2 separate regions of the Homo sapiens genome follow, and region 2 is linked to region 1. Evidence: chromatin contacts called from ENCODE Hi-C or POLR2A ChIA-PET data. All regions are on one chromosome and are shown on one strand. The core of a region is the stretch at or near the end of the contact, and the rest is flanking DNA. Distances in the headings are between cores, read along the strand shown.

Region 1 (4,324 bases), core at 1,825-4,324:
AGCAATCCTCCAACCTCAGCCTCCTGAGTAGCTGGGACTATAGACATGCCCTATGCCCAGCTAGTTCTCCTTTTTAAGACCATGTAAGCCCAGCTCATGAGGTTATGAAAAAAAAAGAGAAATCGGAAGGTAGAACTAAGCAACCATCAGAGAGTGTTTACAAAAAATTATTACTTCGTGCACTTGCAGAGTCAAATCACTTACATTTTAGAAAAATAAACACACCGCTAAGTGTCATCGACAATGAGTTTTTACTATACTCTAAACTGAAGCCAAAATCTTGATCTTAATCGTTCTTTTACTTAAAGATTTTTCATAATTTTAATCTAACTCAAATGGCCAATTGTTCATGTTATTCCTAGTCTGGGACCCCTCTGTGATTTAGTATCTGGCTGTTCATAGACATTTTTCGTTCCTGTTTGGGTGACGTTTTGAACTTGAAAACTGATGATGACCTATGTTTTAAAAAGTCCCATATTGCTAATGTCTGAATCAGCAGTAAATACATAATTCTAATTTAGTCCAGTTTTGTTTGTTCATTCTACAGGTTTTCAAATTTCCCAGTGATTTGGTAGACTTGTTAGAACCATTTTTAAATACCAGCTCAGCCCTATTGTGTTAAAGATGACATCTGAAACCACAAATCATTTCACAGTGGTAACCAGAAGGCTTGACTTTAACAGTTAACAACCTGATATAAGGACTTGCGTTGACAAGCAGTTTGCCAACACATTATGATGTGATGACACATCCCTATCACCATCTAAAAACACTTTTCCCTGAACAATATTCTATAAACGAGCAGTCTGATTATTTTCTTAATGAATTAATGTATTTTAATCTTTGGAGGAATTTTTATTTATTTCTACTTAAGAAAACTACAGAACATATAATAATATGTTCTCATTAACCTTTCTGTGTTTTTTCTTTTGCGCTGATTATGTTCTTAAATGGAATGAGAAACTAGTAAAATACTAAAGTTGTTTGATAATAAACTTTATTTTTAAAGTTGAAAAATAGTGGCATGTATTTATTTTCATTTGTTATTAAAAATGTTTTTTTTAATGGGGGAGGTAATATTGTAATGATCCTCAGAAAAAGGCCCTCATTTTAGCCTTCATTTCATTTCCATAGACACTAGCATGGTATCCTATATGGTTGATGCTCAATTAATATATTCATTAAATTGATAGATAAAAAAGCTTCTTTTCTTCTAGTTTGAAGTAGTAACATTTCTACAAATATGTGAAAATCTATAAGAACAGTTAGCCTATTTGATTCTTTTTCTCCACTTTCAAATGTTTAATAAAATGTTATTTGTTTTCCAGCTTCTTAAGCACTTCTTATCTAATGAGATTTTAATATATTATGAAAATTTATTTGTAAAAACAAATGCTTTCTAATAAACTAACTTTTATAAGCTTAGTCGATGAATCAAACTTTTTTGGATAATTTTTCACTTAATCTCAAAATTAAATATTATGATACATGGAAGCAACTTAAAATAAATTATTGCTTTGCATTCCTGATTGAGCACCAATCTAATCTTGAACTCACTGGAAACAATCTATTTGAAAGGGTATATTTGGCTGTATTTTGTTTGGATAAAGGCATATAGTAAATTTCCCTCAAATGATCACATACATGTTGTAGGCTTTTCTGATTTTTCTCTAAGGCACTGGCTACTCTAGATTATAGGATTTTACTCATATGTTAGGATACCCATTTCGTACTCACCCTAAAGCTGTATTCATGCTCCTTCTCTTTGTCTTACTATGTTCCTGACCTGAGCAGCATTTTCTTTCTGACTCTTAGTCACTCAAATTAACCTGCATTTCCAATCATTTATTTAAAGAAGTCCAATAAATCCAAAGATCATGGCCTATATTGCTCTACCCATTTACTTCTGCAGGGGACCAAAGATGGCACTTTGATTTCACGGTACTGAATGTGTGATGTTCTGAAAGGAATAATAGGGTAGAGGCCCCTAGGACTATTTTCCTGATGGTTGGACCAAGATTACTTCTATTATTCAAACTTAAAAATTGAGAAACTTGAAATTGGCCTACTGCAGCCCTAGTTTTCTTGGGCACTCCCTGAGGTGTAGGAACCAAACAGCTCAGCTTTTAAGAAAATATCTGAGAATGGAAAGGGTGGAGGTCATAATTAGACAGGGACGGTGGTCAAGAACATTGAGTTTTGAGTTATTGGCCTAGGTTCAAATCCTGGTATCATTTATAAACTATATGACCGTATACAAGTATTTAACTTCTCAGTGTATCAGATTATTCATATGTAAAATGGAAAACAAGCTTTCTGACAGCACCTATGTGGCTGTTGTAAGGATTAAATGAGATAATGCCTTTTAAACCTAGAATGCAGTAATCCCTGTTTGTGCTAGCCATTACAGTTGTTCCGTTCCAATGTAATTCTTCTACCTCTGTCTGAATCTGTAGGGAATTTATGCAGGACTCCATATTTGTCGAGAGGTCATGCCAGTGTGTTTAAATTCCAACCATGGGGCTCAATCCTGCGGTTGTGCCGTAGCACCTCCAAGTCATCAAGCTTGGTTTTGGTCCAATATCGTGAACTTCAGGTAGACACAAGACATCTCTCTGTAGTTATTCTAGAGAAAATGCAGTTTATAATTTACCAGGCAGTAGTAAACATTCTAGAATCAGTACTAAGTTTCTCTTTATGGAAGTAAACATGCCATCTTGATACACTTATTATTCGAAGAAGCAAAAGTAGATACGTTCTTACAGAAGGCAAAAAAAAAAAAATTTTGCTAAGTGAAGTAAAAAATGTACTACTCTCTGCTTCTTCCCACAGTATCCATAAATATGCTGAGGCCGTTTATTTTGCCAGATGGGTTTTGAGACCCTGCTGAAACAAGAGATGCTCTCATTTATATTTCCCTCAAATTCTACCACAAACCACACTCGGGAGGGAAAAGAAAAAGTCGCCACGTAAGCATGTTTACCTTCAAGTGACTGGGAAGTGGAAACCTATCCATAAGTGATGACTCACCATTGCAGGCCTATAAAAGTAAAGGTAATCTCTGCGGAAAGACAACAGTCCCCAGGCATCACCATTCAAGATGCATCCAGGGGTCCTGGCTGCCTTCCTCTTCTTGAGCTGGACTCATTGTCGGGCCCTGCCCCTTCCCAGTGGTGGTGATGAAGATGATTTGTCTGAGGAAGACCTCCAGTTTGCAGAGGTAGAGTATCTTGCCAATCCTGATGATGCGGTTGGTACATCTCAGAAATGTCCTTCTCTTTTAAACGCAGTTCATTTTGGTGTCTTTTCTAGCGCTACCTGAGATCATACTACCATCCTACAAATCTCGCGGGAATCCTGAAGGAGAATGCAGCAAGCTCCATGACTGAGAGGCTCCGAGAAATGCAGTCTTTCTTCGGCTTAGAGGTGACTGGCAAACTTGACGATAACACCTTAGATGTCATGAAAAAGCCAAGATGCGGGGTTCCTGATGTGGGTGAATACAATGTTTTCCCTCGAACTCTTAAATGGTCCAAAATGAATTTAACCTACAGGTAAATCATAGGCTATCTTTCTTTCATATTTGTTAGCCTTTTCTTGTAGTATTAAATGTCTAATATTAAGTAGGCCTTATTATTTAATTGGCAGTTAAATTCCAGAATAGCTTTAATATGGTTGCCGAGAATACCTCATAACATCTATTATTGTTACATTAACTCAGCATTATTTTTTAGTGGGCATCTCAAAGTATTTCTTTTAGAGATGAAATCAAAAGAGAAATAAAAGTAGGTTAAAGAAAATTTGCAAACATAGTACATTAGGTGTATTTATTACAACAGTGCTCAAGATGAAGAGTTCCACTCTTTCTAGAAACTTTACAGAGCTATTTCATTTATTTGAGCTTTATCAATGTAATCTAAACTTTTAGCATGCAAAATAAATTATATTAAACATTGGAATATTTTAAATTTAAGATGCCACATGGTCAGATATTTGGAGATACTCAAATGTGGCTGAATTTTTGACTTTTTATTCTTGTATGGCATCATAATTAATACATTATTTGAAACAATAAACCTCTAGTAGAACTTTCAAAGAAATTATTGCATTTTGAATTGAAAAGCAATATACCAAGAAAATGTATTCTAAAATAGCTGTCACTTTCCAAAAAGTTCATTGAAACTTTCTCTGTTAAATAGAATTGTGAATTACACCCCTGATATGACTCATTCTGAAGTCGAAAAGGCATTCAAAAAAGCCTTCAAAGTTTGGTCCGATGTAACTCCTCTGAATTTTACCAGACTTCACGATGGCATTGCTGACA
Region 2 (4,324 bases), core at 1,326-3,825, 41 kb before region 1:
ACTTTCCTAAACCTATCGAATAAAATGTAATGTTCTTTGAACTCCCCTTATATTTCATTTGTACTTCTGTTTTGACCCTTCTTTTAGAATTAAATGTTTTGAAGACCAAGCATTGTGCCTTCATTTTTTTTTTAACTGGTCTCACCTATAACAGGACAGGCTTAGTTCTTTGTCTGTGTAATAGTACTTGCTCAGTGTATTTATCGTTAAATTGACAAATTAAAATTATGCTACTATATATCATTTTTTTGCAAATGGTAACAAATTGACTAACAAAAGTTAAGTGATTAAGAAAAAATAGCTATTAAGGAGCAGGGATGAGACTAAAATGGTGCATGGTGGTTAGTAAACACACAATGAAGATTGTTGAATAAAGTTTTTCATACCATAACAATTTATTGAGTTCCTACCAAGCATCAAGCACTGTTCTAGGTACTAGAAATATGTCAGTGAATAAAATAGAAAATTCTCTAACAATATGGAGCTCATATGCAAGTCAGAGAGATAGAGAATAGGTAAATAATATAGTTTTATGTGGAAAAATCTGGAAAGGATGGCTAGGATGCATATGGGGAGGGGGATTACAATTTTAAAACAGGATCATAAGGAAAGTCTTATTTAGCTGCTAACATTTGAGTAAGATCTGAAAGAGTTAAAGAAGCAAGCCATGCAGATGTCTTGAAGAAGAATGTTCTAGGAAGAGGGAAAACCACGAGCAAAGGCCATGAGGCAGAAGCATGACTGCTGTTTTAGAAATTGAAGACCTGTGTGGCAAAGAGGAAAAATTATGGTGGAGAAAACTGCAGGATATTAGATTAATGAGCTGTCCATGGGCCAAATCAAGTACAGTCTTTTATGCCCTTAAATACTTTGGCTTTTACTCTGGCAATATGGAAAGCAAACCATTGGACAGTTTTGAGTAGAAGAGTTTTATGATGTAAAATTTTAAGGATCCACCTGGGCTGCTGCATTGAGTGAATAAATTGAAAAAGAGACAAGGGCTAAATTTGGTAAATGAGTTAGAAACCTATCGCAGTCATCTAGGCAAGAGAGATGATGGAGGCATGGGTCAGGATAGAAGCAATGGCAGTGATAAGAAGATATCTGATTCTGAATATCTATTTTAAGATTAATTGTCCCAATTGCTTACCCTAAGGTAGCAAGTCAGCAAATTAGAAAGTTGAGTGGAATTGATTCTAAATAGTTCTTATAAATTATACTGATGATCTAAGAAATAATTTGTAACACCAAGGGATTTTAGTAACAGATAGGAACCCCTTTCCTTCTACCTGAGAAGCAAAATAGGGACAGTCAATAGTATGAGTCTACTGCTGGTAGAATGGACATAGGCTTTGGAGGTAGGTACGCTGGAGCTTCCATCCTTCTGCTTTCATTAACTAGATGTGGGACTCAGGCAAGGAACTCAAATGCTTTGTTTTCATGTGTTGGAGAGCTATGATGATTACATAAAATAAGGTGCATAAAGTGTCCAGCATAGTGCCTGACATAGAGCAAATATACACTCAAGTTAGTGCCCTCTCTTTTCTCCCTTTCCAATTCAGCCTTCCAGCCCTGCTTAGGAATCTTTCTTAAAAACTCAGAGGAAATTTTAAATCTTAGGTATGCCTTTTGTCACTTTTCTAATGATGGAAAATGCGTTTCAGAAACAGAATAGAAAATAAATATTTTCATGATGTACTTTCTGAGAAAATATGTTTGAATCTAGTAAGAACTATGCTATCTAGTTTATTATCAAAGGTAATAATTTTATTAAGGTTTTAAATGGAAATAGTCCTACTCTTTTCTAATGACTCAGAAGTAGAACTGTTTTCCAACAAATTTTATAGCGTTCATCAATTTTATTCCTCTTGGATAAATATCCCCTTCCTGAATACTAAGATTCCAGAAAGGCGAAACAAAGTTTAAGAAACTTACAGTACCTTTGGAAAGTTAGGCTAGGTCATTTTACATTCTGGGAATAAATTAAGAAAATATGCCATCCATCACTTCATCACTTTAAAAAAGGCCAACCCTATAACACACAGACCTCCACAATTTTCTCTTACATTTATGTACATACCACATTTAGATCTGAATCTCTCTCTCTCTCTCTCTCTCTCACACACACACACACATACACACACACACACACACACACACACACACTCATAAGCATGCTCTGAGGAAGTGTAACTCTCAAATCCCAAAATATTTTATTTGGCTTAGGTGGCTTTTAGAATGTCATGCCAGAATAACTTCCCTATTCCATACTTTTCCTTTTCAAAAGCTCTTGTTAGGTAGCTATAAAAGTTACTATTATACCTGGATAATAAATTAATGGATAAAAATCAATTCGCCTAGTCCTTTTTGTCTGAACAAACTCAAAAAAAACTTGTTAGTTTCCCCCACTTACTAATTTTTAGACATCTTCACATTGCCTGCAAAATTGATCACCACCTGGTCCTTTCCTGACTAATGATACCCATTTCCTGCTGTGATGGCACCTCCCCCTGCAGCCAGGCAAGTTAGTTATGCACATGACTCATCCACTCCTTCCTTTTAGTCATTTTCCTGACCATATTCTAGCCTGAATTTTTTCCTTATGTCTCTATGTCATGCCATTTCCTTTACTGTTTCAAAATACTCCTCAAAACTCCATGTGCCCTTCCCAGACGTCCTGCCTCTAATAATTCCAATAACCCCTTAGAATGTATGTGTCTATATTAAAAGTGATGCTACTAAGCATCTTATCACATCAAGAAATAGATTGTATTTTCTAGCACAGAATCTGGGAGTGAAATACATCTTAGAGTTTATCTAGTGTAATCCCTTCGTTTTCTAGATGAAGAAAACTGGTCTAGAGATCTTAACTTTATCAGGACCAAAACTCCAGTCTCCTGACTCCAAGCCTAGTGTACTTTCTACCACCCCATGCTCTTCCCTCTACTTTCCCCTGTCCAGTTGTTTTAATCTGGTTACTAGAACAACTCAACTAGCCCTGGGATAATATTAAAGTTTCTGTCTTCCATCATTCCATCCAGCTGTTAATACCCAGAAGTTACTAAACCTCTCTTAGTCTCAGTTTCTTCATTTGTGAAATGGGGACATTGATAGTACCCATGTCATGGATTCACTCTGAGGCTTAACTGAAAAGATCCAGGTATCTGGAATATGTCAGGTGTTCAGTAAATGTTAATGGTGGTATTGATAATGACAAATATAACGGTGAATTTAAAATAATATTTGTAGTGGGTTGATTTTGTTTGTTCTTTCAATGGTCTCCTGGTTCTTCCACTATCTTTCTCAAACTTATGCTCTTCCTTATAGGGCTCTCATAAAAAGTGATTTACATTCCTAGTTTCACTTATTGTATGAAGATCCAGAGCAAAGGAAGCCATCAATATAAGGATCAGCCACAGAAGTAGGGAGTAGGTGTGGACCATCTGGCTGAGATGATAGAAAAATGAGTGACATTTGATTTTTGACTTCAGAGAACAAGAAATTTAGTTGGCAAGTCAGATTTAAAACCCCAGAAATGAAGTATAATTAACCACCCAATGCTGAAGTGACTTGAGGTGCAGTAGCTGGCTGGAGAAAGAAGATTTAAGCCTAGACTTGAGAAATCAGGGAAGACTCCTGGTGACAAAGCACTTGAGTCAAGGCCTAGGGTCTCAGGTGGTGTAGAGGAGAGTGCAGGTATTTCAGAGAGTGGGTACTGGGTGGAATGTTCTGAGAACACAGAGGACAGTAGCATGGCTGGAAACAATGGCATCACTATTTGATGTTCCGCTTACTATAGTGCAAAGCTTTGCTCTTAGACCCTCCCTTCTCTCAGATATGCTGAACCAATAAGCTGCTGAGCCCTATCCTTCAAAGTTTCTTTTTTCCTTTCTATTTCCACCACTATTTCCTGCATCCATGCTCTCGTATTCTTTTGTCTGAAGAGTTGCTAGAATATTCTCTGGTCAGTTTATCTCTAATTTCTCCTGGCATCTGCCCACCCCTAGAACCACTATCAGATACATCTTCCTAAAACACAGCACTAATTATACTAACAACAGTTACAATGCATTGAGCATTTAATCTATAAATAAACCCAAAGACAGCATTATTTATCCCCTTTATTTAAGTAAAGGCTCAGACTTAGACATGTCAAATGATTGGGCCCAAGGTCCCAATGAAAGTTGGATCAAGAATTGAAACCCACCTCATTCTAACTCCAAGGTTCATGCGTTACCTCAAATTATATGGCCTATATTGCTTAAAATAAACCAAATACAGCAAATTCATGACAGCTCACTTCCTTACGGTCTTCTCTGTCTCC

What was found. A loop is a pair of places that touch in the nucleus more often than their neighbours do. ChIA-PET counts read pairs that join two places held with the same protein, here RNA polymerase II (POLR2A). Pooled maps may share reads with other maps.
Region 2: a map of PC-3 shows a loop between it and region 1 (2.4-fold over the local background). The contact joins the enhancer-like site here to the promoter of MMP13 in region 1. A Hi-C loop is called at or near these places in 1 of 168 maps with a recorded cell type or tissue (PC-3) and 1 of 50 pooled maps. POLR2A ChIA-PET finds 5 or more read pairs at or near these places in 2 of 52 experiments (HCT116 and activated T-cell).

Annotation. Positions count from the first base shown.
Region 1 is chr11:102,954,482-102,958,805 of GRCh38, reverse strand. It overlaps MMP13 (matrix metallopeptidase 13), which reads left to right and starts at 3,074. Exons shown (of 10, transcript NM_002427.4): 1 at 3,074-3,220; 2 at 3,313-3,554; 3 at 4,200-4,324. The coding sequence starts at 3,101. RefSeq lists an enhancer at 2,442-3,641.
Region 2 is chr11:102,994,647-102,998,970 of GRCh38, reverse strand. No RefSeq gene overlaps it. Among named protein-coding and RNA genes, the nearest start is that of MMP13, 41 kb to the right of the region's middle. Within about 2 kb of position 2,575, at least 4 of the 41 ENCODE cell types and tissues checked have a DNase peak (open chromatin) inside an H3K27ac peak, as active enhancers do; they include PC-3, where a contact is called at or near this core.